2 separate regions of the Homo sapiens genome follow, and region 2 is linked to region 1. Evidence: chromatin contacts called from ENCODE Hi-C or POLR2A ChIA-PET data. All regions are on one chromosome and are shown on one strand. Each heading gives the region's core, a stretch centred on a gene start or an enhancer-like site at or near the end of the contact. The rest is flanking DNA. Distances are from core to core; before and after follow the strand shown. Region 1 holds the start of CDC37 (cell division cycle 37, HSP90 cochaperone). Region 2 has its middle 11 kb from the start of MIR4322.

Region 1 (3,535 bases), core at 688-3,187:
GCTAGAACTTTCTTCCCACACTCCAGTGGCTTGCTTGGCAGGTACACTACCCAGGAGACTCAGGATTTAAGGAATAGGTCTGGAAGTGGGACTGGGAGCTAGATGAAGAGACTAATGCCGTATTCCAGAGTATTCTGGAAGGATGGGAAAGGGACCTTCTAGTTGTTTCTGGATAAATGATGGGGAATTGCCCTATGGGAGGGTGGGGTAAGAGATCCTCACTAGAAGGTTCTGAGAGGTATATGCCCTTCGTTTAAGAGCACAACATGGCTGGGTGCGGTGGCTCACGCCTGTAATCCCAGCACTTTGGGAGGCCGAGGTGGGTGGATCAACTGAGGTCGGAAGTTCAAGACCAGCCTGACCAACATGGAGAAACCCTGTCTCTACCAAAAATACAAAATTAGCCAGGCATGGTGGTGCATCATGCCTGTAATCCCAGCTACTCAGGAGGCTGAGGCAGGAGAATCACTTGAACCCGGGAGGCAGAGGTTGCAGTGAGCCAAGATTGTGCCACTGCACTCCAGCCTGGGCGACAAGAAGGAAACTTCGTCTCAAAAAAAAAAAAAAAAAAAAAAAAAGGAATACAACAGACACTGGTATGTAATGCAGGCACACTCATTTGGGGTAGCAGGAGGTTAAACCTTTAAGTCTTAGTCATCCCATTGGCTCGTGAGCACTGAGAGGGTGGTGGGACATGGATCACCCAGGCTTGGGATTCTGGGGTCTGGATTCGGGACCTCTGTTGTGGTCAGATAGAAGAAGGGGTGGTGAATTTAGAATCAGACCAGGAGAGTCCCTGGATAAGAGCAGGGACAATTTGGGTCACAGAGTAGCTAACAGGCTGGGGACAAAAGGTGGGGTGGGTTTGGGGTTCTGGGCTTGAGTTAGGGGAGAGTTTCCAATGCTGGCTGAGGCTCATACAGGAAGCCAGTCTGGGAAGTGGGTGGTGACAGGGTCTGCAATACCAAGTAGGAGCAGGGGCTCTGGCTAGGCCGGAAGCCACGTGGGCAGGATTTCCTGGTATAATGGGAAATGGGTCTACCGGAGGCCAAAGGAGAGGCTGGAATGTGAGGCTCTATCGGGTTGGAGCTGGTAGTTAGATCCAGAGGGGAACCAGATTCCAAAACCCAAGTACTCGGTGAGACTAAGGATCCTGAAGGGGGACGGTTCTACACTCTAGGAAGGGGGTCCTGGGTGTGGGCAGGGACAGGAATATCAGAGTAGCACAGAGTTCCTTGTTCCGTTTAGAAAAGGAGTGGCGACTCCGGATCTGAATGGGAACCCCGGATCAAGATCCCGGAAAGTAGATCCCGGGACAGACCAAAGTATTGGGGGTCCAGACTACGGAGGTGGGGGGGCGATGGGAGATCCCAGATAGGAAGTGAATACCCGAATAGGATGAGGGATCATCTAGAAGAATTTGGGGTCCAAACTTTGAGGCAGAGTTCTGGGTATAAATGTTAACTGCCGAACAGAATTAGGGAGAACCCCCAAGACTCGTCTAGGGGACTCCAGACTATGAAGAAGTTCTAGGGGGTGAATAGGGAATCCCACGCAAAAATCGGAGCAGGGAGTGGGGGAGCGGAGATCCAGGGCAGGGACTCAGGGTCCCAATGGTACTGGGGTCCCGGAGTTGAATCGAAGCTCCTGAAAATCCAGACTGGGGGGGTGAGAATCCTAGGTGTGAACAGCGGGGTCCCTGGGCAGTATCGGGGATCACAACTCCGAAGCGGGGTCCGGGAGTGGGGAAAGGGATGGGCGCGCGCGCCTTACCTGATGCCGCCAGCGGAAGAGACTGGCCGTGTCGATGTTGGGGTGCGTCTCGTCTTCATCATCAGACACCTCAATGTGGTCCCACACGCTGTAGTCCACCATCTTGCCTTGGCGGCCCAGCCCGCTCCGGCTCGGGTGGCGGCGACGGCGGCAGCAGTGGAGACTAGGAGCGCGGAGCCCCGCCCCTTCCGCTTCCGCCGAGCGCGGGAAACCCCGCCCTGTGTGACGTCACATCCCTAGTAACCGCGGCAGCGGCACTAGCTACCCAGCCAGCCTTAAAGGGCCCTGCGTAAGTGTTCCGGCCCCCTGGAGTTCCCGCAGAGACTCCGCGTCATCGGGCGCTGGGGCTCCGCTAGGTCTCCTGGGGGCATATGAGTGCGCGCTTCAACTCCGAGCCCCCCTCATCTCCCGCCGCTCCACGGTGGGCGTTTGGGGTGGCAGGGAGGGGACGGTTGATGAGACTGAGAGGACTGTCCCCTCAGCCACGCCGCAGTGACGTCTGCAAGGGGTAGGGACACGGCGGGAAGGCCCTCCCCCTGCCCTTCGTAAACGGGGACCTAAGCCTGCGCTGGAGAGGGGCGCCTGATGACTCCTCGGACTTTCTCAGCCCGAGGAGGACTGGACCTGCCCTGGGGGTGTCTAAATCGGGGGTGGTATGGCCCTCCCCTTGCAGGGTTAAACGTGGAGGGGAGACTGTGGCCCTGCCTTGGGAGCTGGGGTTTCCCCGCCTCGGCAACAGCCTTCTCCTTGTCTTCCACCTCCTGCCATTCGCAGCGAGGACTCGCGCGAGCGCGCGCGCGCACACACACACACACACACACACACACGCACACACACACACACACACACTTTGGAATCACCCGGACCCCCTCAAAACGGGTCTCGGCTCCCCACCCCGCTGGCCGCTGGGTGTCGCTAGAGTCTAGCCCACGGCGCGTATTCCTGGCCCCGCGCTTGGTGGGGGGAATCGTGGAGGGGTGGAAGGGGGCTTTCCTTGTCGTCACAGTCTGGGGCCACGCATAGCCCCTCCCCGTTCGTCTTGGGGTACGCTTCCTCCGCCGGGGCTCTAAGGACTCCATTACTCTAAGCATGCAGGGCCTCGACCACCTCACACTTCCATGCATCCCAATCCACGCTTTGATACCAGGATAATAGGCCGTGTTGCAGCCTTGGGCCAGGATTATCTCAGATTAAAGGGTGCTCCCTCGGGGGTCAGGCTGGATAGGAGGAGCTCCAGCCACTCCGGTGAGGGGCGCCTCTTCCTAGTCTCCCCTGGAGCCGACGTTGGAGGCAGTGCCTGGAGAGAGCGAGCGAAGTTCTCCAGAAGGGGGAGGATTCCCCGGTGCATGGAGCGGGAAGGGCCATCGGACAAAAACGTCCTCCCGCTGCCGCCCTTCCCCCTCGCGCTTCATTCAAACCCGCGAGTGGGCGGGCAGGGGCGGGGGAGTCCCCATCTCCTACCCCTCCCTCTTCCCCTCCACCCTGGCAGTCCAGCACATCAGTGGCCGTCACGGCCCGGGCACGCGCGCGCACGGACCCACACCCCGGCGGCTCTCACAATCGCACACACACATACACACACACACCAGCAAACAAAGGGTCTGGACACCCCCGTCCCCTCCCGCCCCCCAGGCCAGGGAGGGCGGGGCATCCCCTCCCCAGGCCCCCCGCAAGGTAAGCTTGGGGCTGCGAGCTGCGGTGGGGAGGGGGACACGGTGCCACAGTGGGAGGGGGCCAGGAAGGTAGGGGGTTCCCCGGCTCC
Region 2 (3,535 bases), core at 755-3,254, 180 kb before region 1:
TCATGATCCACCCGTCTTGGCCTCCCAAAGTGCTGGGATTGCAGGCATGATCCCAGGTGTAATCCCAAAATTAGGCACATGGCCTAATTTTGTATTTTTAGTAGAGATAGGGTTTCACCATGCTGGCCAGGCTGGTTTCAAACTCTTGACCTTGGCTGGGCACAGTGGCTCACGCCTGTAATCCCAGCACTTTGGGAGGCCTAGGCAAGCAGATCACTTGAGGCCAGGAGTTCGACACCAGCCTGACCAACATGATGAAACCCCCGTCTCTACTATAAATACAAAAATTAGCCAGGCTTGGTGGCACATGCCTGTAATGCCAGCTACTCGGGAGGCTGAGGCAGGAGAATCACTTGAACTCAGGAGGTGGAGGTTGTAGTGAGTCGAGATCACATCATTGCACTCCAGCCTGGGCATCAGAATAAGACTCCGTCTCAAAAACAAAACAAAACAAAACAAAAAAACTCCTGACCTCAGGTGATCTGCCCACCTCGGCCTCCCAAAGTGGTGGGATTACAGGCATGAGCCACCGTGCCCGGCCCTATTTTATTTTCTTCCTAGCACTTAACACTCACTGAAATGACCATCATTTGCTTTTGTTTTATTTATTCAACAAGTATTTACTGAGGACCTACTGTGTGTAGGCATTCCAGGCAGAGGGAACAGCAGGTGCAAAGGCCCTGGGGTGGGAACATGCCAAGTAGTGTTTAAGATGTTAGAGATAGCCAGGCATGGTGGCTCATGCCTGTAATCCCAGCACTTTGGGAGGCTGAGGTGGGAGGAGCACTGAGCCCAGGAGTTTGAGAGCAGCCTGGGCAACATGGTGAAACCCTGTCTCTACAAACAATACAAAAAAGCAGGCCAGTGTGTTGGCACATACCTGTAGTTCCACCTACTTGGGAGATTGAGGTGGGAGGATGGCTTGAGCCCAGGAGGTCAAGGCTGCGGTGAGCTGTGATTACGTCACTGCACTCCAGCCTGGGTGACAGAGTCAGACCCTGTATCAAAAAAAAAAAAAAAGTTAGAGAGCCATAAATAGCCAGGCAAGTTGGCTCACACCTGTAATCTCAGCACTTTGGGAGGTTGAGGCAGGCAGATCTCTTAAGCCTAGGAGTTCAAGACCAGCCTGGGCAACATGGAAGAATCATGTCTCTACAAAAAAAGAAAATTAGCAGGCTTATAATCCCAGTTACTAGGAAGCCTGAGGTGGAAGTATCACCTGAGCCCATGAGCCCAGGAGGTTGAGGCTGTAGTGAGCTGTGATTGCACCACTGCACTTGAGCCTGGGTAACAGAGTAAGACCTTGTCTCAAAAAAAAACAAAAAAACAACACTGGAGATACATTAGTAAATAAGGCAGGTGCAGTCCTATATTCACAGTGCTTGTATTTTAATGGGGGTAGAGACAGATAAATTGATACATATTAGGTTGGTGCTAAAATCATTGCGGTTTTTGCCATTAAAAGTCATTGTAGGCTGGGCACGGTAGCTCACGCCTGTAATCCCAGCACTTTGGGGGGCCGAGGTGGGTGGATCACAAGGTCAGGAGATTGAGACCATCCTGGCTAACACGGTGAAACCCTGTCTCTACTAAAAAAAAAAAATACAAAAAATTAGCCTGGTATGGTGGCGGGCACTAGTAGTCCCAGCTACTCAGGAGGCTGAGGCAGGAGAATGGCGTGAACCCAGGAGGCGGAGTTTGCAGTGAGCCGAGATCGGGCCATACACTCTAGCCTGGGTGACAGAGCGAGACTCCATCTCAAAAAAAAAAAAAAGTCATTGCGGTTTTTGCCATTAAAAGAAATAGCAAAAGTCATTGCAATTTTTGCTATTAAAGGTAATGGCAAAAACCGCAATGACTTTTGCACCAACTTAATAATATATACTGCCAGGTAATAAGCAAGTGACTCCTTTCTGAGGAGGTGGCATTTGAGCAGAGTCCTGAAGGGGGAGATAGAGAACCCTGTGGGTACTTGGGGAAAATCTATTGACTCCAGCCTGGCCTGTGCCTTTTTCCCCCACCCCACCCCCCATCCCATCTAGGGTTCAGGTTTCCAAACAGAGGTTGTTGTCTCAACTGCTAGAGAAGGGGAATTCCGATGGGGGTTGCAGGCCCTCAGCCTCTGCGGTCTGCCTTCTCTCCCACTGGCTGTCCTAGTCTTTGAGCTGGTGTTGCTGTGTGGGGCTCCAGCTTGGGTGCCTAGGGTCCCCCATCAAAGGGTTCATGCCTGAAATCCCAGCACTTTGGGAGGCCAAGGTGGAGGCAGGAGGATCGCTTGAGCCCAGGAGTTCGAGACCAGCCTGGGCAACATAGGGAGACCCCCCATCTCTACAAAAAAAAAAAAAAAAAAAATTAGCCAGGCATGGTGGTGCATGTCTGTGGTCCCAGCTACTTGGGAGGCTGAAGTGAACCATGATGGCACCAACTGCACTACAGCCTAGGCAACAGAGCAAGACCCTGTCTTAAAAAACAAACAAACAAAAAAACTCTAGACTTTTCTTCAAAGGAGCCACTGAGCCGGCTGCCTGCAGACAAAAGAGAAGAGTATCACCAGGGAACCCACCGAGGGACCCACCCGAGGCTGCATCCTATCTTGGCTTCTCCTGGTTCTTGATGAACTTCGTGGCTCCTCCTTCCATGGCAAAGAGGGAGCTAAGTGGCCTCTCTCTGTCTTTTTTTTTGCTCTGCTCTGTCGCGCAGGCTGGAGTGCAGTGCCGTGATCTTGGCTCACTGCATTCTCCACCTCCCGGATTCAAGCAATTCTCTTGCCTCAGCTTCCTGAGTAGCTGGGACTACAGGCACCCGCCACCACACCCAGCTAATTTTTGTATTTTTTGCAGAGACGGGGTTTCCCTATGTTGGCAGGCTGGTCTCGAACTCCTGATCTCAAGTGACCCACCCACCTCAGCCTCCCAAAGTGCTGGAATTATAGGAGTGAGCCACTGCACTCAGCTGAGTGGCCTTTCTCTAGCCCAGTGGTGGATCCAGTATGGTCTGGAGTCAGCCTGCTTGGGTTCAAATCCAGACAGGCGCTACCCCGACTAGCGCTGTGTGACTCTGAGCAGTTTGCTTGATCTCTCTGAACTCACACCTCCATAAGAGTTTATAGTAACTTCCACCTCCTGAGCAGTCAAGTCTTTATGCCTGGAAAGTGCTCGGTGAAGATCAGCCATTACTTTTGGGAACACCGTGTCTAAGGGTGGGTATCTGGGTTCTTTGTAGCCCCCTCAAACCATCTCTCCAGCTCCCCGGGAGGCACATACAATTGGGAGGATGTAGGAGCCTCCCACCACCTGCCAGGCTGTCTCCTTCAGAGAAAGCAGGGAGATCCCAGACCGAGTTAATCCCTGGGAGGTGCAGGTGAGTTGCCCCTGGGAAAGATCCCGGTTGACCTCTGTTTTCTCCTGGCTCAGGCCGGGTTAAGGGTGTCAGGAGCACAGAATGGGAAGGTTGGCAAAGGATGAGTTACTCAGGCAGCAGCCCCCCTCCTGTTCCATCCAGCCCAGCCATGGGGCGCTCCTGGGGGAAATTGCTC

What was found. Hi-C counts contacts between places; a loop is a spot of excess contacts on that map. ChIA-PET counts read pairs that join two places held with the same protein, here RNA polymerase II (POLR2A). Pooled maps may share reads with other maps.
Region 2: a loop to region 1 is called in a pooled map, with 2.4 times the contacts of the local background. The contact joins the enhancer-like site here to the promoter of CDC37 in region 1. A Hi-C loop is called at or near these places in 2 of 50 pooled maps. POLR2A ChIA-PET finds 5 or more read pairs at or near these places in 5 of 52 experiments (CD4-positive, alpha-beta T cell, H1, K562 and 2 more).

What each region holds. Positions count from the first base shown.
Region 1 is chr19:10,401,605-10,405,139 of GRCh38, forward strand. It overlaps CDC37 (cell division cycle 37, HSP90 cochaperone), which reads right to left and starts at 1,938. Exons shown (of 8, transcript NM_007065.4): 1 at 1,774-1,938. The coding sequence starts at 1,875. MIR1181 (microRNA 1181) reads right to left here and starts at 1,934; the gene lies at 1,854-1,934. RefSeq lists silencers at 1,654-1,713, 3,424-3,473 and an enhancer at 2,114-2,463.
Region 2 is chr19:10,217,872-10,221,406 of GRCh38, forward strand. No RefSeq gene overlaps it. Among named protein-coding and RNA genes, the nearest start is that of MIR4322, 11 kb to the right of the region's middle. RefSeq lists enhancers at 1,695-2,195, 1,836-1,885, 2,016-2,245, 2,196-2,696, 2,466-2,545. Within about 2 kb of position 2,005, at least 2 of the 41 ENCODE cell types and tissues checked have a DNase peak (open chromatin) inside an H3K27ac peak, as active enhancers do.